Linked DNA regions of Mus musculus: region 2 is linked to region 1. Evidence: chromatin loops called from intact Hi-C (ENCODE). Cell type or tissue: gastrocnemius. All regions are shown on one strand. Each heading gives the region's core, and the rest is flanking DNA. Links, peaks and the distances in the headings are about the cores only.

Evidence for each region. Hi-C counts contacts between places; a loop is a spot of excess contacts. Peaks named below come from ENCODE experiments on the same cell type or tissue, not always from the same donor. Only the 100,000 strongest peaks of a DNase experiment are listed, where the experiment ranks them.
Region 2: it touches region 1 in a loop (3-fold over the local background); 2 of 42 quality-filtered maps call a loop at or near these places.

The regions. Positions count from the first base shown.
Region 1 is chr1:191,071,494-191,079,493 of GRCm38, reverse strand. All of the region lies in intron 4 of Nsl1 (NSL1, MIS12 kinetochore complex component), which reads right to left. Among named protein-coding and RNA genes, the nearest start is that of Nsl1, 12 kb to the right of the region's middle. In gastrocnemius, for the core only: CTCF peaks have their summits at 1,909 and 3,718 (motif pointing right); a DNase peak (open chromatin) is centred at 3,744; H3K4me3 peaks cover 670 bases; H3K27ac peaks cover 1,670 bases.
Region 2 is chr1:190,823,300-190,839,586 of GRCm38, reverse strand. Rps6kc1 (ribosomal protein S6 kinase polypeptide 1) reads left to right here. Exons shown (of 15, transcript NM_178775.4): 8 at 5,489-5,581. It overlaps Gm51740 (a long non-coding RNA gene), which reads right to left. Exons shown (of 3, transcript XR_003948580.1): 2 at 11,978-12,343; 3 at 11,335-11,694. Among named protein-coding and RNA genes, the nearest start is that of Gm51740, 11 kb to the right of the region's middle. In gastrocnemius, for the core only: a CTCF peak has its summit at 7,603 (motif pointing left); a DNase peak (open chromatin) is centred at 7,577; H3K27ac peaks cover 415 bases.

The DNA of each region.
Region 1 (8,000 bases), core at 1-8,000:
GCCAAGTCCTCTCCTGACAGTCACAATGTAACTATCAGTGGGTTAAACTTTGCTATTGAAAGGCAGAAATAGAAGCTGGCAACTGGATAAAAACAAATGATGCAATGAAATCACATCATGACTGCCCTATACGCACAGCTGAGAGTGAAGGGAAGACAGGAACATTCCACACAGAAGCAATCATGGGAGGATTGGGGTCACAGAGGACTTAGCAGAGCTGGGGCTGCTGCTCGGCAACTGTGTAAGGCCCTGGGTGTGACTGACCCCTCTGGCTGCATTAAAAGCTCAGTTACAAGAAAATACACTGATAAAAGGGGCAGCCCATCCAGAAGATCAACAGCAATGCACCTAACGTAGACCTCATATGTGTGTTCAGAGCACCTCACCACACACAACAGTACACCATTCTACTAGACCTAACACGTGTGTACCGAAAACCTCAACAAACACAACAGTACACTATTCTACTAGACCTAACAGGTGTGTACAGTACACCTCACCACACACAATACACCATTCTACTAGACCTAACAGGTGTGTACAGAGCACCTCACCAAACACAATACACTATTCTCGTTTGATTTCTGATGCTCTGATAGATATCATTTTTATGGTAGTTTGAATAGGAACAGCCCTCATGAGCTCACACGTGTGAATGCTCTGTCATGAGGGAGGTGTAGCCTTAGAGTAGGTGTGGCTTTGTTGGAGGAAGTGTGTCAATTGGGATGAGCTAAATGCTCAAGACAAGCCCAGTGTCACTCTCTTCCTGCTGCTTGGTGATCCAGCTATACAACGCTCACTCCTTTACCAGCACCATGTCTGCCTTCAAGAACCATGCTTCCCATCATGACAATGAACTAAACCTCTGAACCTGTAAGCCAGCCCCAGTGAAATGTTTTCCTTAATAAGAGCTGTTGTGATCATGGGGTCTCTTCACAGCAATAGAAACCCCAACTTAGAGAATCAGCAAAAGCAACTCGGGGAGGGAGTGTTATCTGACTTACTTACAGGTCACCATCCAGCACTGAGGAAGTCAGGGCAGGAAGCCAAGGCAGTAACCATGGAGGAGTGCTGCTCACTGGCTTGCTCTCCCACTGGCTCACGCATGCACAGTCAGCTTTCTTACACAACCCAGGACTACCATCGCAGCGATGGTACCGTCCACCAGAAGGCCTGGGTCCTTCTATATCGTAGCAATCAATAATCAAGACAGTGCCACACAGTCATGGCCATAGACCAACCTGATCTGGGCAATCTTTTAACTGAGGTGACTCTAGGTCACTTCGCCAATAGGAGCTGACCAGAGCACACGGTGGTCTCAGCTGCCACAGGAAAGTGAAGCAGCACTAGGAACACATGAGGCACAGAAAGCGTGCACGGCAGCGTCGCACTCGCCATAGGCAAAGCCATGCAGCCAGAATACAGGCAGTGCTTGCCCGGGCTGGGACGGCTGTGATGCTGTGGGCCTCTTCCGAGTAGTAACCTGCTCTGGAACCCCTGGGATGCACAGCACTGGCTATCAGTGGATGATGGGCTGCTTCAAAATGCACAAAATGGTCAACTTAAATATTTTTTTTTACTATTTTTATTTGTGTATGTGTATGAACATGGCTACAGTGACCAGAGGAGGTTGTCGGATCCCCTGGAGCTGGACTTGGAGGAGGTTATGAGCCACCAGACATGAGTGCTTGCTGGGAACCCAACTCTAGCCCTCTCCTAAGAACAGCAAGTGCTCTTAACTGCTGTGCCCTCTCTCCAGTTCTAACATGCTAAGTTTTATGTATATTTCCACTACAACTATGGCTAATTTTGGTTGTCAACTTGAATAAGGTCTGTGAGTGATTTTGCTGACTGGATCACTTGAAGCTGGAAGACCCACCCTAACTCTGGACCACGCCGTCTGCTGGCTGCCCTCAGAGAAGAACGTGGATAAAGGAAGCTTTTGCTCTTTGCCTGCTTGCCCTTGCTCTTGCTGGCAAGTTCATCTATCTTGCTGCTTAGGCATTCCTTCATTGTTATTAGAGCCTACTTCTCTGGGATTTCAATTTAGACTGAATACCAGCAGCTCCCTAGAATTCTCCAGGACTCCAGCACCAGATTGGAAATTCACTGAACCTTGGCCTTTCTGCTGGGAGTCAGCCATAGTTGAACTACCCGGCCCAGAGTCTGTGGGCCGCTCTCGGAACACTCACATGTACTCGCTCTCTCATACTGACCCCACTGATTGTTCCCTCAGAGCCTCCTAATACAGCAACAGAACATGAATGTCTCTGTGTGCATCGGCCAGCTTTACAATGCTCCGATGAGCCCACTTTAGGGTGCACTCGTGTGCATGAGGTTCTTCTCTTCTCTGCATGGATAGTGACTTAAAGTTCCAGTAACAGCACATTAGAGCCAAGATGAAGGTGTTTGAGGACAAGTTCCTTCATGGGTGGTACTCTCTGTCACGACACTGGGAGGAACAAGTTGAAAGGTAACAGGAAGCTTAGAGGTGCATGCCCATGCCCTGAGGAACTAAAGCTCCTACCAGGTTACTGACCTCAGAAACCACAAGGCATATAGGATGTGTTTATTGTTTTAAGCTGTTAAATTTTGACATAAGTTACTAAGTAACAGGTAACAAATCCAACATTAGATTTCAAATCAATGCATTTAGTCCTAAGTGTAAATTAAAATTTTCAACGAGTGACTATCTAGAACATTCCAGTAGATCTAGAATGTTCCTCAAAGGCCAATGTGTTAAATGCTTGGTCACCAGACAAGCCTTTTGGGAGGTCTTCAGGTCTCTGGGGATGTGTCCAATATATCTTGTTCCTTATTTTACTCTCTCCCAGATAAAATACTTCTGAACTTAAAGACACAGGCTCAGCTGTTGACCTGAAGAAACACAATAACTTTTCTTTACTATTCCAGGTTTTTAAGATACTCTGTTGTATTCACAGTATACATGAAAACATAATAAGACAACATTTGAACAGAGTTTAAAATGTTCATCATCTGTATCTAGAAACCACACAGATATCTCTACATGGTGGCTTGTTTTGTTTTGTTTTGTTTTTCGAGACAGGGTTTCTCTGTGTAGCCCTGGCTGTCCTGGAACTCACTCTGTAGACCAGGCTGGCCTCAAACTCAGAAATCTGCCTGCCTCTGCCTCCCTGGGATTAAAGGTGTGCACTACCACGCCCGGCTCGATAGTGGCTTTTTAATATGTATGCATGTATGTAGGAATGCATGCATAACTTCAACAAGTTGTGTACTATACATTACTCTGCAACAAACACACTTTTTGTAAGAAGTAAACAAATTTTACTTCTATGCCTGAACAGGCAGCCAGTCTTCATCATTGTAGCTTTTACTAGCAGCAGCAGCAGCTATAGTCCCTGACCTGTGACCCCCTTCTCAAGGCTTCTTACAGATTAAGTTCTATCTATGACTAATACAAACAATTCCTAAAACACCTAAGCCACCTTTTGGTCTTTACTTTCCCGTTGCTGAATAATACCTGTTTTGATCTGTTGTACAAACAGTGAGAACACATAAGCCCAAGAGTGGTTTGGGCTTGTGTGTGACATGGAGGTAGGGTGAAGGCTTGCATACTTACAAACAGACTTTCACACCCAAGTGTGTGACGGATATTCTAATGATGGTCTAGACACATAAGGCATTTAGTATTCCTGTATGACTACCATCTCCAAACATCCTGCAAGCTCTCCCGAAGGCCCACTAGAGGGCAGTGTGGGCAATAACGAGAAGCCTGGAAAATCCCTAAGCATTGACAACTTCCTGGGAAGAGGCCCGGGTTCTCCAATCCTGGGATCTTTGGTGGCAATCACAGAACTTTAGAGTAGGTGCTCAAAAGCTATGACGGGACACAACCATCATAGAGGACACTTCCTTAATCAAAGAGGGTGACATCACACACAGGGGAACTGTATTAGGGAGAATTTGCCTTAAACAGGGATCAAATGGACTGGGGAGTTCCAGGTGGGAGGCGGGAGGACAGGATATACTCTACCCAAATAAGGAAATAAGTGAGAAACAGGACAAAACAGGAAGCAGGAAGCAGATCCAGCAGGGACGTGAGGAAACTCCCAGGACGGTGTGAGAGGGGCAGACAGGATGAAGGTTTGCAGCAGGCAAGGAGAGTTGGTCAAGATAGGAAGAGGAAGACAACGTTAGAAGCAGGACTGATGGATAACCTCAAGGGCTTACCACACCCAGGAATGTATAATTGCAGAGCAGGCTCACAGCCTCCTTTCCAAATAACCCAGGAAAGGGAACTGCAACCGGATAGAGTCAGAATTCACTTCTTCTAGAATCCAATGTAACTCTGAAAATATCACTCTGCCAGAAATCACACACTGTGTTCCTGAAAGAGTAAGTCACAATTGGGCAAAACTTAGCTCCAGCATAATGAAAGTTTCTTGAAATGAAAAATATGCAATACCATTCTAAAATTAGATGTCTAACTATGAATTTACAGTATGTCTTCTTTTTTTAATTAAGTAACCTCAATCATTTCCATTCAAGCCTAAAATGTATCTGCAGCACGTGGTGGTGCTCACCTTTAATCCCAGCACTTGGGAGGCAGAGAGGTGAGCACTCTACTTTTGAGATCAGCCTGGTCTACACAGACAGTTCCAGACCAGTCAGGGATACATGGTGTCTCAAAAACAAAAATAAAAAACCAAACCAAACCAACCCCAAGTTATCAATAATTCTAGGAATAAACTCAAACAAAGACTTTTAACAATGAAGACAACATACGTACTTAAAAATAATCTCTACAAGTCAAGGGAGGTGACAGGCACCTGTGAGCGCAGGGCCCAGAGGGCAAGGGCAAGATGACTACACATCCCAGGTCATCCTGTACTATCCAGCAAGACCCTGTCTCAAAAACAAAACACAACACTAAACAAAACTCATTAAACATGTGGATAGACTATTTACATACATAAAAACTATTTTCTTGGCTGGCAAGATAGTTAAGCACGAAAAAGCACTTGGTGCCAATCCAGACAATCTGAGTTTGATTCCTAGAACCCACATGGCAGAAAGAGAGAATGGGCTTCTCCAAGTTGTCCTCGACCTACACACATGCTGTGTGCACAGACGCACAGAATAAATAGTAAACATTTGTAAGAAGTTAAAACATCTTCTACCACAAATATTTGCTAAAGAAATCCCAAAGCAATAAGCTTTTGGTGGCCTTACTCACCATGATTCTAAGTGAGTCTGTCACCTTTTATAACTGAGAAGAACACAAGCACTCAGGATACAGGAGCACTGATTGGCCTTCCAAGGTCTCAGTGCTCATGGCAGACCCATAAGGCCATGCAGGGTCAGGAAGGGGTCCCTTAGAAGTGTTCTCCACGCTCCTCCTCGACACACTCACCAAGAAATCTGTATGACGCCAATGTGTACCACTCTTACCAATGCCAACTAAACATTCCTAAAAGAAGCACCCCTCACTGGGAGCGACATCAAGGCTGACTAGCTTAGTGAGAACAGGGGGGAGGGATAAGATGTTTCAAGGCCAGAGCCTCATTATCTGAGCCATCTCTCCTGCCCTGTGTGTCCTCCTTTGTAAGTGACCTGACATCTTTGTGACCATTAGATAAATCCTTTAAAATATACAAGCAGACCCCAGTGTCTAACAACCAGAACGCTGAATCTTCTGTCGGAGAGCATGAGGCCTTTCTGTAACCACCTGCTGATGCTTCCACTGATGCACTTTGAAAGCGTCTATCTCAGTTTATGGTTTTCTGTTGTTATCACAAAAGGCCATGAAATTGTTACCACATTGCAACAGGAAATTTGCAGTAACCTAAATCTGTATTCCCCAGCCACAGTCCTATTTATCTTCAAAATAAACTCTCTTATCCTCCTTAAAGTAAAAGTCCCATAGCCCAGGCACACATGTCGACTCTGACATAGATGCTAACCACCTGTTGTCATCTACACACAGACTGCTCAGAGGTGTAGCATTGCCAGAAAACAAGACAGGCTGCCTGAACTTACAGGCCAGCCCAGAACAACCTAAGATAGCTCTGCCATCACTACTGTGTAAGGTGGGGAAAGAGCTCTCCACTTTGGGGACTTTCCATTAATGACTATTCAAGGTTGCTCCTGACAAATGAGAACCACATCTTACCTAATGGTAAGTAATCGGTAGAGGGTGTGTGTGTTGTGGGGGAGCTGCCCTTACAAATGTGGAAGTTCAGCAGCCTGAGAACAGCGTTTCCTAGTCGCCTGCCCTCTAAAGCACGGGGAAATGAAAAAGTGGAAATGAAAGCCTGGGCAATGAGCCCAGTTTTGCTTCTGGGTCACTGCACTGACCAAACAAGGGACCATGAACTCCAAAGCCTGCAAACTCAGCAGAAATGCACCAGCTGAGAGTTTCCCATCTACTTCCAACGTAGTTCCCAAGCACAGACAAGCAAACATGCCCGGGGGACACTGCCTTGTGTTGGCTTCTAAGGACTGGGGAGGGAAATCAGCATTTCTGTCATAGACAGACACAGGTTGCAGACCTGTGAGCCCAGGCTCCTCAGGACGTGCAGTACCATGGTGTCAGACGCCTAAGTTTCTGTGGACTCTTGCTTGGGCTTTCCTCTGCTCTAGAGCTCTTCCTCTTGAGCGCAACCACGTAACCTCCTACTGCTCTTGCCACCTGAACCCTTGTGTCCTGCTGCCCACCCAGTGAATGTGGTACAGACCACACGCTGCTTCTTGAGTCACCGTAAGGAGGCCACGCCCTGCAGCAGAGTGACTGACCCCTCAGTCACAGCAAACCAGCACAAACTGACGAGGACTTCGTCCTTGTGCAGACAACTCCCTGGGAGATGAAAGGAGCCGACATGCCTCAGCTCCCGAATCATCATTTTCCCCACTGACAACCAGTCTGCTACGAAGGAGCCTTCACAGGAGCAAAGACGGAACAAGCCCTCAGCTAAGGTGCCTGTCACATGCTGCCTGTCACAGCCCTCAGCTAAGGCGTGCCCACAGAAGTCAACCCAGGCCAGGTGGTGGTGGTGGTGGTGGTGGCGGTAGCAGTGGCGCACGCCTTTAATCCCAGCACTTGGGAGGCAGAGGCAGGCAGATTTCTGAGTTCGAGGCCAGCCTGGTCTACAAAGTGAGTTCTAGGACAGCCAGGACACAGAGAAACCCTGTCTTGAAAAAACAAAACAAAACAAAAAAAAAAAGAAGTCAACCCAGAGGAAGGCCTGAAATTCAAACAATAATTCTTTCAGAATTTTGAAATTTTGATTTATAAATCAAATTAATCAAGTACAAAAGAGTAGCTACTGAGTAAGACTTGGTGGTTCATATCTATAATCTTAGCACTCAGGAGGTGGAGGCAGGAGGATTGTGAGCTCAAGAATACCCTGGGCTACATAATGGGCCCTGCCTCAAAAAACAAAAACAAATAAAAAGCCCACTCAGTGGTGAGCACTTGTCTAGCAGGGACAGGGCCTGTGTTCTACTCTCAGCAGGACAATAAAAGTCGTAAAGGGTGAATTTTATCTACTTAACCAGAAGAACTAAAATTGACAGTAAGAATAGAGAAAACTGGGAGTGGCGGTGTGCTTACTCAATGGGCAGAGGGCACAAAGGTCTATTTCTTGCTCAAGGAGAGTTTCACGGGACTGGATAAAGTTAGATAACTCACTAGAGCAGTAACAATTTTACAGGAGACATAAAAGGAACAGAACCATAGTATGCCACTTCCAAACTGGGAGCCAGAAAGAAAAAGAGACTAAAGAACACTGTATCTACACAACTGATGGCAGCAAAGGCGGAGCTTGACAAGACGGAACTGGGATTGGAAACTAGGAAGTGAGCAAGGTCTCCAGGGCAAGATTACAGTCGGCTTCCAAAGTGGGACTCAGCAACTGTGGCCTTAACTGCATTTATCAACTCAGTGCACCCAAGAAGATAAATATAACAAGAAATGTACAAAACCAGGTGGAGCACATTAAAGGTAAAGTCTCAAGTCA
Region 2 (16,287 bases), core at 4,390-12,389, 240 kb after region 1:
CTGGACTGAAGGGACAGTGGCTTTCATTTATTTATTTATTTTTCCAAATTGCAAAGGACTTAACTTTTTTTTTTTTTTCTTTTCGTTTTTCAAGACAGGGTTTCTCTGTATAGCCCTGGCTGTCCTGGAACTCACTTTGTAAACCAGGCTGGCCTCGAACTCAGATATCCACCTGCCTCTGCCTCCAAAGTCCTGGGATTAAAGGTGTGCACCACCACTGCCCGGCTAGGCTTAATATTTTTTAAAAGAAAATTTAAAATCAATTAAAATTTAAAAAGGCACAGTAAATTATCTAAATATAGGACGTGAAACATATAAATACCATTCTATCCCACAGTTACTAGGGGTGATTGAACACCACTGCAGAATGTTTTGAGTGCCCTGTAGATTTTGAGCACACTGGTAGCACATCTGTGTTTGCTGATGTTGTTGGCCAACTGGACAGGTGTCATTAAAGACATTGAAACTCACCGAGAGACGTGGCAATAAGGCATGGGACTGACTCGGTTACAGGTGGCTAAATGTCAGGTGTGTTAGCCATCTAAGAGAGGCTGAGAGTGGTCGAGCTAGCCATCTGCCCAGGAAGGATTTGCAAAGCTAGAACTCCGAACAAGAGCTTGAGTTCAGGGATTCTGCTAGACATTGAAGTTTTTCGTCTTCATCTCCTTCTCTCCCTCCCTCCCTCCCTCCCTCCCTCCCTCCCTCCCTTCTTTCTTTCTTTCTTTCTTTCTTTCTCCTCCTCCTCCTCTCCCTCTTCCTCCTCTCCCTCTTCCTCCTCCTCTTCTCCCTCCTCCTCTTCTTCTTCCTCCTCCTCCTCTTCTTCTTCCTCCTCCTCTTCCTCCTCCTCCTCCTCCTCCTTCTTCATCTTTCTGCATAACCCCATCTGGCCTCCTGCCTGCCTAGGGCAGAGACGATTGGTATCACCACTGCCCTCAGCCAGAGCCGAGTTGTGGATACCTTTCCTTTTATCTGTTACCGTTTTCCCTGACGGTAAGGAGTGACTCCTGCTCAGGTGTTCTGAGGTGTGGTCACTCTGTTCTAAGTGGAGCTGCTGAACCACCAGCAGCAGCAGCAGCAGCCCCACCAGGGAGCCTGATGGAAGCACAGACTCTTTGGGCCCAGCTCAGTTCTCCTGAAGCCTATGTTCCACTTTGATAAGTCCTTGAGCAATGTGCATATGTGCTATAGTTTGAGGAACACTGAGTCTACAGGTGGAGAGTGCATACTGAGAACACTAATAAATCAAAGAAACTGTGGGTAGGTCAACTGGCGACTCAAAGGAGAAGCCAGGTAGCCTTTACTTAACTTTTTAGAGAACAGAAATAGCAACCAAGTTTTAACCATGTGCTTACTGCTGATCACAGGCACTGGCTGTCACCATCATTGCATGGAGCTATGTGTCCCGGGCTTAGGCCCTGGCTAGTTGAGCAGTGTTATCTTGCCATCCCTGTGAGGCCATTCTATCTTCTTGTGGGTAGTCCGGGTATAGATGAACCTAACCAATCTTTCTTGACATCTTGTGCTACAGTGGCCCTTACATATAAGAGAGACACTGACTTTTTACATCAAGGGCATAATTTTGTTGCCTAGGAAGTTATTTCCTGCTACTTTGTAACAGTGCGCTACATTGGTGATACTTTTTTACAAGTAAGAGTTTCTTATTTAATTCAATTTGGGACAGGGTCTCTCGTAGAGCCCTGGTTGGCCTTCTCTTCATGGCAGTCCTCCTGCATCAGCAGACCTGAGTGCTAGGGTTGCAGGCATGCACCACCTTACCTGAATACACTCACAGGCCAGTCCTCTCTCCCGCCACCAGCTTTTGTCACCAGAGACAGCTTAGCTGTATTGCTTCTCAGCGTCCTTTTGTTAGAAAGACAAAATAAGCCAAGATCTGGATCTGGTTTCTGAAGCCTCTTTATGTTATTAAATCCTGTAGATTTATATTTCCCTTTGCTGTCTAAAGACAGGAACAGATCTGTGGAGTTAAAACTAATTTAAGTGCTACTATATATAAGAAATAAGAGATTATTAAGAATAATTTTAGTTTTTGGGTATTTCATAAGCACATGCAATGTATTTTATCAGATGCACTCCTCACTTCTCCGCTCCCCATGGTTCTAACTCTGTGTCCTCCTTTTTGACCCACAAGTCCAAAGTGTGCTGCCTTATGTGGACCATGTCGTGGCGTGTGTTAGACCCACCCGGGGCCACACACTCAAAGCAGACTCTCTCTCTCCTAGAAGCCAACAGTATGAGGTTTTTAAGATGATCCCTTTATTTTATAATCGTTGTGTACTCTGTCTGACCTGAAGCTTGCAAAGCACTTTAAAGAAGAAAGAGAAGATTTGTGTCTGTCGCCTTTGCCGTTCCTATCTGCCCCAAGGCACTGCTGTTTGCAGCAGCATCTACTTAGTGCGTTTTAGCTCCTTTCTCACACAGAGCACCTGCTCTCTTCATTCGGGAGCACACAGTGCACATGGCTCTCCTTGGCATTCAAGGGCTGTGGAAACCAAACTCAAGTGTGGACTTTTGTTTTCCAGTCCTCCACTGTGACCCTCACTGTAGCAGACCATTCATGCCTCTCGATGACCTGTATCGTATTAGGTTTTTAATTGCTGTGGAAAAGGTGCAAGGGTTTATCTTGGCTCATGGTTTCAGACCGTGGTCACTTGGCTTTGTTATTTCTGACCTGTGGTAGAGTGTAAGAATGGGAGGCAAGTCTCCAGTGACCTACTTTTCTCCACTTAGGCCCACTTCCTAAATCTTACTAACACACAACCCCAAAGTCTTTTGAGCTATGAATCCATAAGTAGAATCATTGATGAGGTCAGAGCCCTCAAGACTCAGTCACCTCCCAGGGACCTCACTTTTGAATACTGCTGAGCTGGGACGGCGGACATCAACATAAGGGCGTGCGATGCATCCCACAGTCTACACCATAGCACTGTTGTGTTTCTCACCGTGCACTCAGTGGCATAAGCAGAGTGAACTGTCTATGGAATCTGAGAGACCAGTGAGCAGGGACTGAGAAATGTGAACAGAAGACGGGATGTCGTGTTCTGGAGTTTGGAGTATTAAACTTCAAATGTAACAGATAAAATAGTACTTTCCCTTGGTAGCTCTTTAGCTAAAATTACAAGCAGCTTTTTTTTTGTTGTTGTTGTTGGTAATGCAGCAAGATGTACATGTGTGCATGTGTGTGCATGTGTGTGCATGTGTGTGCATGTGGCATTTAATAGAAAGGTTGTCAGCAGCAGGGTGGAGCTGAGGTCTGTCTAGGATCCCATTCTCTCTTTGTGATGGAAGTGATTCATCCTCTGAGTTTCCCTTTGCGTAGGAGGAAAACAGAGATTGTTAGAGCAGCTTTCTGTGAGTGCCACACTCAGTGTAGGCATGAGAGGGTAATGATGAAGGAAGACAGTGTAACTCCTGCAGAAGAGATTGCTTTTTGACAGTTCCAGTGGATTCACTGATGTCTTGATAGTATGCATTAAACGTTTCCCTTAGGTTTTCAGCTTTTTTTGTTTGTTTTTTTTTTTTTTTTTGAGATAGTGTTTCTCTGTGTAGCCCTGGCTGTCCTGGAACTCACTCTGTAGACCAGGCTGGCCTCAAACTCAGAGATCTGCCTGCCTCTGCCTCCCAAGTGCTGGGATTCAAGGTGTGCGCCAGCCACAACTGCCCAGCCAGTTTTCAGCTTTTAAGGAGGCAGTGATGTATCTTTTTTCTGACATCTACTTTGGTTCCTAATGAATTGCGATATCAAATAACATTTGCTGAGACATATCTAAGAAATCAAATTATATCATTTAAAAATTATTATTATCTGTTGCAATTGAGATATTTTATCAAGTGAAAGCATCTCTAAAACAAAAGCTGCGGCTAAGAATAAGAACGGCTTGGTTGATAAAGTATGAGGATCTTGGATCCCAGCACCCATGTAAAAAGTGAACATGGCTTTGTGTGCCTATTATGCTAGCACAGGGAGGCAGGGGTGATGACCTCAGGATCCATGGAGCCAATCAGCCAATCAGTGGGCTGCCGCTTCAGGGAGAGGATCTTTCTCAAACAGTAAGATGGAGAGTGATTGAAGAAGCGTCCAGTGTTGACCTCTGATCTCTATGTGCATGTGCATACACGTGCACATGTAAATATACACATGCACACATGCACACACACACACACACACACACACACACACCCTTAGCCAGATGTGGTACACATCTGTAATTCTAGCATGTGGGAGATAGAAGCATGAGGAGCCTCCCTTGGCTACAAAGCAAGTTCGAGGCCAGCCTGGGCTTCGGGAGATCCTGCTTACAGAATTCAAACCAAACCCAACCCCTCCCAACTCCAGCACCACTAGCTTTTTCCTGCTGTACCCAGAGATGAGGAAGCTATTTGAAGGCAATGAGAATTGATTGCTGCCTTTAGACACTGTCTTTCCTAGGTGGTAGTCTCCCCATGACAGCTTGCACCCAATTCCCCAGGCAGTTTCCTTGCTAAGTTTCCTGACTCTACCCCAACAGTGATCAGGGTGCAGTTCTTGTTAAGAGCTCTGTCTGGCCATGCCAGTCTGTGAAGTGTCGGGAAAGGGGTCTTAGTAGATTCCTTACCATGCTGTCCCCTCTGTACTCTAATCTAGTTTGTTGATAAGGCCGTCTGCCCTGTGTGACAAGGCGTTGTGTCTCCTGTGAGGAGGAACTACAGAAATCCAGCTGGACATGCTGAGCCCTGCTCCTCTCAGGACTTAGCTGCCTGGCAGGGCGAAGCCAGAGTTTGGAAGTTGAGACTGTTTCTAACTGTGTTGCTCCAGCAGCCTTTCCACAGTCACTGATCTTGTTTGTAGGCCATAGACTGGTTTCCACATCACAGATAGTCAAATATTTGAAGAAAAGCTATTTTTCTCATGAGTCACTCCAAGCTCTTTTCTAATAATCACTGGCTGTACGGATGGGGCATTTATTTTTCTCACCATTGGTTGGCGCTTTTTTTGGTCAACTTGAATCTGTCAATTCTCTTTAAAACATATGGTATAGATTAAAGTATCTAACTGCTTACTTTGTTTTATAAAGAAACACTGAAGGACTGTTGTTTCAAGGTCATGCCTCCTCTGTTTCAAGTGAATCTGTTTAATAATATTTTTGTTTGTTTTCTTCCTCAATCACTTTTGGTCTGTCTTGGGTAAATTCCAGGCTGCCACTGCCTTTGGCCGCTCAGCTGATTGTTGGACAGTTCCATCCTCGGTTAAAGCCCGTTTCCAGCCTTGTGACTGACGACTTACTTGTGCTTTGTCTTGCTTCTTCATTTTCATTTTCTTTATTTTGATTTTTTCATTTTACATTACAGACAAACAGTAACTTTTTCCTTTTATCTCTCTTCTCTGATTTCTGGTAAATTTAGTTTCCTTTGGCCTGGTGTTTGCTTCAGTAGGCAGCCTTCCTTCAAGTCCCTCCCTGATTGATGTGAAATCTTTGATATCTTCCATTAGCCTCCAGGATCACTAAGTTCAAGGCCCCCTTGGAGCCTGAGGAGCCCTGCCGAGGAGCTGAAGGCCTTCCGAGTCCTTGGGGTGATTGACAAGGTAATTCTTCAGTGTCTCTTCAAGAGTTCAGTCATAAATCGACTGCATGCTGACATTCTGTCTTTGAAGCTTTGGATCTTAAGGATATGAAACAAAGGGGGAAATGACTCAAATGTATCTGCACTTTAAAATAACAAAGCAACCGAGGAATGGCTTTCATCTCAGCAACTCACATAAGGTCATGCAAAATACATCTGTGCCAAGGAGAAGGTGTGTGTTTGTTGGCATTCAGTTGAGTAAGGGTTTTAATTTTCTAAAGTGTAGTGATAGGAACATAGACTTTGTATCGCTTAAATTGGTGAATTTGTGGCTGTTCAGCATTAACCAATACAGTTACTTTAATGGTCAGAAAGAAAGTTGGGCTTCCTGGTAGCTGTCATTTATGAGCACCTACTGTGTGCCCACACCTCCATAGTAGGCATTTATATAAAGTGGTTAATGGAGCCCTTCTTACATTCCCATTATGTTCATCTTAGTGGGAAAGTGATACAGAACATAGAGTCCCATGCCCAGAAGTCACTTGGCCAACTTGTAGGAGTGCTGAGCACAAACCTGAACTCGGTTGACTCCAAAACCTGTTTTCCTGGTTTATTGAGCCCTTTTTATCTTCCCTGGCCCTGCAAAGCTTAGTGACATGTCAGTCATGCCAAATGTTGGTCCATACTGAGCCTGTCACTTTGTATACTCTGGAAATACGAGGTTGCTCTACCAGCACAATATCAGAGACATGCTGTGTTTAAAGTTGATACAAATGGATCTTGATCTCTTGACCTCTTGGCATTGTCCTGAAAACACCTGAGTGTTGTTTGTTTTGGTGCATCAACTGCCACTCGTGTGCTGAAGTGTTCTTGTGAGTCCCTGCTGCACTTGAGCAGTGTGCGTCGCGGTTTGAGAAGCCTGGGCAAGCGCTCACGCTCTGAAGCCTTCTAAAAGGACATCAAGTCAAAACTTGGTGTTTTACCCTTGTGAGCATCATTGTCTCAAACAGGTAAGAAGTTTGAGCTTAAAGGATTCTGTGCAGCAGGACATTCTGTATGTTGTTCAGAGCTTGTAATGTTCCTGCGACTGCTACTGCAGTCTGTTATGGAGAGCAGGCTGAACCAGATGAGAGCTGAGTGGACGCAGGTGCAGACAGGTCGCCTTCCTGCATGTGCTGACAGAGTAGCTCTTAGACTTGTATCTTTTGACTCTGTGACTGTCGTTGTTGTGCTTTGAACCTTAAGGCATGACACAGTTCTGGTAATAACTAGGAGTTCCACAGATTAATACAAGCAGACTCTTGGCAGCAGAGGAGTCCCGGCTTTTGTAGTTGAGACACAGACCATTGCTATCTGTCTCCATCCACCAGTGCCTCTCAGATGCTGTTTTCCAAGTGGTAAGAAGCAGCTCTATGTCTGGGACTCAGTCAGCTTTGCAGCTAGTCTTGAAGATCATAACATCATGTCTGCTCGTAAAACATAAGCAGGTAGGCTTTAAACTTTGCAGCTAGTCTTGAAGATCATAACATCATGTCTGCTAGTAAAACATAAGCAGGTAGGCTTTAAACTTTGGATTGTTGGTCAAGGGAATTCCTTTTTCTTGTACTAAGGAACCCCTTAAATTTGGGATTAGAAACTTGGGGTTGAGTAAACTCAAGCCTAGAAAATACTCAGGGTGTACCCTCGTAGATCTGGGGTGGCATACTCTCTGTTTCATTTATCTCTTTCTGTTTCATTTTCGCAATTCATTTGGCTATTTGTGAATTATCTCGGGTTATTTATTAACTTGGCAAGTTCAGCTTTGCATTAAAGTTTATTAGGAAACACATTTATAACCTCGATCTAGAAAGCAAAGGAGGTGGTCTCATTAGTGGCTACAGTGCAGAGCTCGTGAGAACAGTGTTGCACTGTTTGATTTCCCACCGTTTTCTTTGTACCTAGAATTTTGCCACATGCCAACCACACCATGGGCCCCCAGTGCAGTTGTTGGATGAGTGAATTGAAAAGAATTTAAACTGTATCGTAGAGTGACACCTACTGGTGTAATCTGAGACTGCTCCCAAAAACCATTCCACAAGGTCACTAGTGAGCCATGGCTGTTGGCTGGTTTAGTGTTTGGAGAGGAGGAAATGTCTTCCGTTTCTTCGTTGGGATTGTAAAACCGTTTATGTAACAAGGAGTAAGTACCAGGGCTCTTAGAGTATAGACAGGCAGGTGCCCATTCTGTTGTAGAAATGACGTGGCTGGTGAAGGCCTTCAGAGACCTGTTAAGGAAGCCCAGATAGAGAACGAGGCCATTTCACCTCATCAAACGTGTGTAGGCTTTGGGTATTTCAGAGCTGCAGCTCTGTCATGCGTGTTTAAACCCAGGAGAGTATTGGTTATGCTGGAACAGTGTGTGCATCCTGCAGATGGAGTGCTGGGGCTCACTGAGGGGATGTAGTGTGCAGTGGGGCCTGCAGGTTCCTCCCTCCTCCCAGGGGACAGCTAGAACCACAGAAGCTTAAGTTAAGGAGAGAGAGAGAGAGAGAGAGAGAGAGAATATGAATTGGACTCATAGTTAGAGATTCATTCCTCCCTCCTTCCCTCTCCCTGCTCCTCCCTCCATCCCTCCTTCCTTCCTTCAGAGACATGGTCTCTCTGTGTAGCCCTGGCTGTCCTGAAACAGACTCTGTAAACTAGGCTAGCCTTTAACTCAGAGATCTGCCTGCCTCTGCCTTCTGAGTGCTGGGATTAAAGGTGTGTGCTAGCCACCACCGCCTGGCTGAATACACTTTAAGAATTAGTGTCTTGACCAAAGATGGAGTAGACCTGAGATCTCATGAGCTTCTTCTCAGTAGAGGCATCCAAGGCACGGTGGGGGTGTCAGCAGAGGGAAGCTGTGGAGAGAGCTCAGTGGTTGGTGGATTTTGTCTTAGATAACTTTGAAGAGTACCTTCCGCTCTCAGATGCACCTGCATATGTTTCCTTGTGCAGAAGCAGAAGGAAAATAAGAGGCAGACTGGTGGATGCCCAGTGGGCTCCTGTCATCTGCTTGGAAGCCCGTTGCCTGGGCAGGTGCCATGCTCTGGGCTGTGAGTGTGTGAAGTAGAGTGCATGCTGTGTGTTTAGTGCACAGTGCTTACACACAGCTCACTGCAGTGCTCAGTGCAGAGTGCTTACACACAGCTCACTGCAGTGTTCAGTGCAGAGTGCTTACACACAGCTCACTGCAGTGCTCAGTGTGCAGTACTGACATACAACTCACTGCAGGCCTGACTTAGTCAGTGTTCAGTGCAGAGTGTTTACACACAGCTCACTGCAGTGCTCAGTGCACAGTGCTGACATACAGCTCACTGCAGGCTTGACTTAGTGTTGAGTGCAGAGTGCTTACACAGAGCTCACTGCAGTGTTGAGTGCAGAGTGCTTACACACAGCTCACTGCAGTGTTGAGTGCAGAATGCTCACACACAGCTCACTGCAGTGTTGAGTGCAGAGTGCTTACACACAGCTCACTGCAGTGTTGAGTGCAGAGTGCTGACACACAGCTCACTGCAGTGTTGAGTGCAGAATGCTTACACACAGCTCACTGCAGGCCTGACTTAGTGTTCAGTGTGTAGTGCTTACACACAGTTCTCTGACTTAGTCAGTTGGCCATTGGATGATTAAAAGCTGAGAGTATTCTGATGATGGTCCCTGTTACCTGGCTTGTTTCAGGATCACAGCCCCCTCAGCAGCTATGAGCCATTGCCAAATCCCTGCCCTTGCTCTCCTGCTGATGCTGCATAATCCTCCTCAGGGCCGGCTGAGTGAGGAGCAAGCAGGACTCTTTGGAATGCGGGTAAAAAACAAATTCAAAACAAAACAAAAGTTAGAGACAACAGTGGAGATCAAAAAGCAGGATCACCTAAATTCACTGATCCTCTGAGAAGAGGCCTGAGCCAGGGCTGTGCACAGTCTTCAAACTGTCACTATTATGAGAACAGGTGCCTCATCTTCCAATCTCACCTGGGGTCAGTTAGCTAGACTTTGGGATTGCTATGATGTCAACAAAATGCTGGAATTTATACTTTGTAGCTAAGTATGATTGGGAAGTTTGGACAGTTGTTCAGGTTGACAGACTTGGAGAAATGGATGCTTATTTTCTTGACATCTAAATAATGTCCTTATGATAAAACATAGGAAGACTTGTTTTTATTGGGAACTCAGATTCATCAATATTTGTATATTATGCATTGGATTATATTGGGATTGGGTTAAATACAAAGAGTTCCTGCTTGTACTTCATCTAGCCTACGCGGTCAAAATCCTGTTGGTGTCTTAGATGACATCACATTATAGTCTGCCGCCCAGGGTTCTGTGGAAAGCCACTTGTCTTATGAGAACGAGGAGACCTCAGTTGAGAGAGAAGTGTAATCAGCTCTGAAGTGAGGATTTGCAATGGCCGCCGTAAACGCGGTTCAGTGAGTACAAGCACACAAGACACAAACGAAGAAACGATCAGGGCAGAAGACAGGACAGGTCAGAGAGCAGCAATAGAATGCTTGTGCTTGCTGAACGTCGTGGTGCCCTTCTTCAGCTCCCACACCACAAGTGGGTGGAAATCCAACAGCAGGGTGAGAAGGGGGGCCTGGGAACATGAGCAGGCTGAGTCCATGCCTGAGCTGTCTTAACGTGTAACATCTAGACATCAGCCCTAGAGTCAGGAGTTGTGTGGACCCACTACCAACATCTACTGGACGGCCCTCAACCAGCTTCTAAAAACGGGCGCTTGGGAAGCAGGTAAAAGCAGGAGGGAGAAACATCAAATGACCTTAGAAACCCTAGAGGTCAAAGGACACTGCATGACATAAGTGCTAAAGGACTGGGCTTCTGTATCCTGAGAAAATACTTTTCAGGAATGGCGGGAGAAGCCATGTGTGGTGGCCACACCTTTAATCTCAGTGCTTGAGGCAGAGGCAGGCACATCTCTGAGGCTGAGTTCAGCCTAGTCTAGTCCAGACTGCTAGCGGCACCCTGCTCATTAAAGCAGCATAGAAAGCAGCATGAGGGGAAATGTGGGCATCATCAGATGAAAGGCAGACAAGGCTGTGCCTCGCAGACTTGCCATAAACAGTGCGTTTTCCAAGCAGAAGTCAATATGAGGGCCTTGGCATGGAGAGGAGTCTTCAGGCCGCAGTACCTATTTCCTAAAGCTCATTATGGCTGGAGTCAGAGTTGCAAGATTATCTGATAGAGCTTTATGCGTTTTGGTTGTGAGCCCCGACGTTTAACGGCTAAACTGTCTCTCCAAAAAATATATGTAGAAAAAAAACCACTAAAGACAATTTAGAAATAAGGGAGGGTATAGAAAGAGTATAAAGAGAGGAACACTTCACACAACTTGACAGAGAGATGACTCTGTGGTTGATAGTGTGTATATTACATCTGTATATATTCTATAATAACTGGAGATGTCACTCAAAGCTCTGCAGATAAACTGAAGTAAATATATACACATATTTACTTATTTATTATTTATATATGTGGGTACAGACTCGTGCTGTGTAACCTGAATGGCCTTGAAATATGACTCTCACACCTTGCCCTCTTGAGTGCTGAGGTTACAGATGTGTGCCACCACATCCAGCCTAACGTAGAATTCTAAAAATATTCAATTAATTCATAATAAAGTAGAAGCAGTAAACACAAACCAAAAAAATCCCAGAACAAGTTTTCAAACCTCATACAAATGTAAGCTCAGACACATTATCAATTACACTAAATATAAATAATCTAATTATATTGGTTAAAGAAAACATGATCTGAGTGCATTAAAAATATGACTTAACTCTGTGATGTATACAAGAGATTCATTTCAGATACAGTGATAGAAAGAGTTTTAGGGCGAGAGTATGGGAAAGGCACATGCCTACGTTGGTCAGAAGACAGCAAGACTGGCTCCACTGGCAGATGAGGAGTCTTTAGATGAAAGGGCTGTGGAGATGTCCGGCATTGTACAGCGATGAAGACCATGTGGGCTGTGGAGATGTCCGGCATTGTACAGCGATGGAGACCATGTGGGCTGTGGAGATGTCCGGCATTGTACAGCGATGAAGACCATGTGGTAGGAGAGAACTGACTGCTGCAGGTTATCTTCTGAACTCCACACAGCTGCTGTGGGACACACATAAATACATACATGTCCGTCATTGGATATGCGTGGAAAGTCTATGTACACGCACAGTACTGCCCACTATGCAATGATGCCCTGAGACTGTTGCTGTAGTGCATTTGGCAGCTCTAGTTAGAGAGTACACGAGACTCTCTTGCTGTGTACTGAGACTGTACCAACAGTGCAGGAGTAGAGCACCTTGCTTTCCTGTGTCCCACAGACTGTGTTTACTGCAGTATTTACAACGGTGACTCTCACAGACTGCAACAGAGTAGTGGTACTTACCAGGGCATGTTGGCTCCTGATGGATTAGCTCAGCTTTGGTATGATGTGCCTGCCTCCAGTGCCGATGAACCCTTATTTTCTGTGTCACTGGTTTCACTCATCCATGGGAGTGACCTCAGAAGAGTAACATACGTAGATAAAACACAATGTAAGGCACAGAGGAAAGCAGACCAAGTAGACGAACTCAGGCATGGTGCAGTAACTTGTAACTGTTGATGTGATGGTTTCAGGAGTGGCAGAGTGGCCCCTGTGTACTCTGTTTGGAGTATTTTCTTGATTAGAGATGCATGAGACGCAGTTGGGAGGGCTTCGTAGGAGTGTTTGCCTGGGTTCAGAGAGAAGCAGGCTCAGGGATCCATGCCTCCACTGTGGGAGCCGAGAAAAGGAAGCAAAGAAACATGATCATCAGAACAGAAGTCAGTGGAATTGAAAATAGGTAGACAGTAGGAAAATGAACCACACTAAAGGGCAGTTCTCTGAACACCAGTGAGCTTACTAAGCCTGTAGAGAGGATGATTATGGAAGAAAGATCTTTATATCAGAAACCAGACCTATGCCACTCCATCTTGTGCAGTGAACAGTTTGGATGTGATGAGTTTAATCACTGTACAGTTTGCTACCGCACCCCTAAAAGACAAAGCCCGTTAAACCCACAGGGAAGGAACAGGCCATCTGGGTAAATGTCTCTCACCCACCACGGAAACTGAATGAGTACACAAACCACCCACAAAGCAGCACTAGGCCCAGGTGAAGTGGAATTCCGTCTAATATTTACAGAATACCGGAAGCCAGTACTCTATAATGTCTTCCAAGTCTAGACTAGGAAAGCAGTGCTATAGAGATTGGGAAGGGAGGTTCCTGTGTTTGCCTGCGGGTGACATGACTGTGTAATCTGAAAGAACTGACAACTCTTACGACCAATAGACAGTTACATCAGGGTTGCAGGATGTGAAACTAGCACGCTGTACTTAGCTACTTTCCTATGTGATCCATTAGAATCTGAAATTAAAAATAGTATCAAGTGGCCGAGGAAGTAACTCAGTGGTAGAAAGCTTCTGGAGTTTGACCCTAAGCATCAGTCAGCTGTGGTGGTGCACAGCTGTGATTCTAAAACTCAAGATTCTAACACGGAGGCAGGAGGATTCTGTGTTTTAAGATAGCCAGGTTACATAATAAAATTCTTTTTGTCCCTGCCCTCCCCCAAATCTCCAAACATACTTTCCATTAGTGCCCCAAACTAAATACGGATGTATAAATTTACGAAAGTGTACGCAGCATCTGGGTAAGGAAGACTGTATGTAACCCCGATGAAATAAAACAGAACTGAAGAGGAGAGGGCCATGGCGTCGATAAGAAGGCACACTGTTGTCAGGGGACGTTCACCCTGAACTGTGGATTCAGTACAGTCTGATTTCAAAGCTCACCAGGTAAATCTCTGTACATCAACAATCTGACTTCAGAATTTATATGAAGGGGCAAAGACCCTGGATGGGCAGCGTAATAGTGAAGGGGAAGGGTGGAAGTCGGAGCACTGATACTTCTTAAGTTCAAGTCTCATAAAGGGTAGCAGTCAAGATGGTTATATGCTGGACTTGATTAGCACTTTATAACTGTGAAAGATCCTATGATGGGGTGAGCAGACAAGCCCAATAGAGTGGAGAAAATACTTTAAAGATAACTGATTGAAGACTGTTATCCAGAGCATACCAAAACTCCTAAAACTCACTGGCAACACAGGGGCATACCTCAGTATCTGCAGCGGCCTGTGGTGAAAGTGGTGAGTCCGGGTATGTTGTGCTGTGGGGAAGGCTGCTCTCTTTAGTAAAGTCATGTGTTTGGGCCCATGACATGTTTGGAAACTACAGCTTTGTCAAATTGTTCTAAAGATAGAGTATCTAAAATTAAAAAGAAAAAAACTATTTTATTGGAATAAGATGTGTCTTTAGCGATGTCTTCATCCCAAACTGTAATGCCACAGTTACTGTTAAAATACTAAGAGACACAGGAGAAGCGCGTGGCTCCACAGCAGCTAGCTGCTAGGTTCCTGCAGATCCAGGGTGTGGCTTTGAATGTTAAGGGGCAGCCTCTGGATCGCAGACGGCCTGGAAGATGTAATTGTTTAGATTTGAACTCAGAAGGTCATAGATGCGTTTTGTGTTGAGACAGAGCATGAGTTTGAATCGAGATGTATCTCTTTCTAAAACTGCATCTTCTCATTGTTAGACCTGGGTTGTTCACATTTCCTATCAACCTTTTCTGTTCCATCTTCACTAAAATGTTACGGAAGCAATTGAGCCTAACGGCACGCCAGTATGTGAGTGACATGGTTTTAAAGCTTCAGAAGAAGAAAATTCCCATAGTGACTAAAAGGACTTAGTTATCACAAACTCAATAGCTAAGTCAGGGTCTCATTTATCCTTAATACCTGCTACATATGAGAATTTTGCAGACTCCCAATGCCTTCAAACTACGCAAGACAAAACTATTGTGAATGTATGTATTGATTAACAATTAGAAATTTGAAATGTATGTGGTTACTATTTTTAATATATGAACGTGAGACTTTTTATACAATCCAGTAGGAAAATGTTACTCTCAGTGCTGTTTTCAGACTACTCAGCACATGCTGTAACCATCTCCGTACCCTTTGACCCTCAGAGATATTGCTGTCTGCCTCGGCCTGTGATGGATGCGGCAGCAAGAGACCATCTCCTAATGCTATGATGTTTTTTCTTTTTTCTTTTGTACTTTCCCAGAGTTGGAGGGAGTAGGTTAAAAAGTGCACCTGTGTGTCTTGCCTTCTCCCAACTCATATCAGTGTGTCCCTGTCAGTGATCTGGGGGTGCTGCTGTCTCCTGGCGTGTATTAGCCCCCATTAGTGACCGGAGGGAGCCACTTGCCTCTCCTCTCCTTCAACAGCAGCACTTGCTATTTGCTGGATTAGAGTATGGACTTCCTTATGTACACTTGAGGTTGCTGTGAGGCTCTGGATGTCTTGGGTTCTGTTTCTGAGATGTTGACACATAGTTTTTAAAAATTAGGCCTATTTATTTTTATTTTATATGTATGAGTATTTTGTCTGGATATATATGTCTGCACTATGTGCATGCCTGGTGCCCACAGAGGTCAGAAGTAGGCATCGGGTCCCCTGGAACTAGAGTTACAGATGGCTCTGAGCTGGTGTGTGTGTGTACACGCACATGCACGTGTGCACTGGGAATTGAATATACACCCTCTGCAAAGCAGCCAGTATTCTTAGCTTTAGCCCATGGGTTGCTTTCTCTGTGTCTAGTCCTGTGGCTTCAGCAAATCTATGTGGGATTGATTTGTTGTTAATATCTAATTAGGGGTTGGGTGGCCACACACAAGCTTGCTGTATCGGTGATGCTGTCTCTTCGTTCTTTGTCTCCGTGCCGTGCCTCCAGTGCTGTGTGGTTTTCTCCTTGTAATCCCCGGGACCTTTCTCCTGTGCTCCTTTGTAGTTTTACAGCACAACAGAACACTGTTGTCTAGGTTGGCAATTCTGAGTAATCCTGTTGTAGGCTTGTTGTCATATACTAGACTAGGTCACATGCATGCACGCACACACACACACACACACACACACACACACACACACACGCACGCACTGAATTGGCTGTCCTGGCTGTCTTTGTTGGTTGTGTGGGTTGTGTTGATAGTCTCAAATGCCTGAGGAATGCTGTTGAGAGGAATGCACTTACACAGAGGGTTATGTATAGACCCACAGCAGCATGGCTTTATGCGAGAGCACTGTCTCTAGGAACCTACTTGTAATAGAGGGATGTCAACTGTGTGCTTGAGAGACACATTTTAGTTATGTACATATTAGTATCTGTGCTTTGACAATTCCATTGTTCACACATTTATAATTAAGACTATTTGTAAGTATTTATAAGATATGTCTATCAATCTAGCACACTATTGCAAAATTTTTATCCTTTGGATTTATAGAGTGTTCTTTTTGTTCTGAAGGCCTCAGTTTCTTTCTTTTTTCTTTTCTTTTTTGTTTTTTGTTTTTTGTTTTTTTGAGACAGGGTTTCTCTGTGTAGCCCTGGCTGCCCTGGAACTTACTTTGTAGACCAGGATGGCCTTGAACTCAGAAATCCACCTGCCTCTGCCTCCTGAGTGCTGGGATTAAAGGCGTGCGCCACCACTCCCGGCTCTCAGTTTCTTAAGATGTTTTTAGAAATAAGACTATAAGGGCAGTTTTATACCAGGACCCCAAACAACTGTGATGTAAGAGAAGTAGTCTCATATTGCCTTCTATAAGCTGTGTTATATAATCTCAG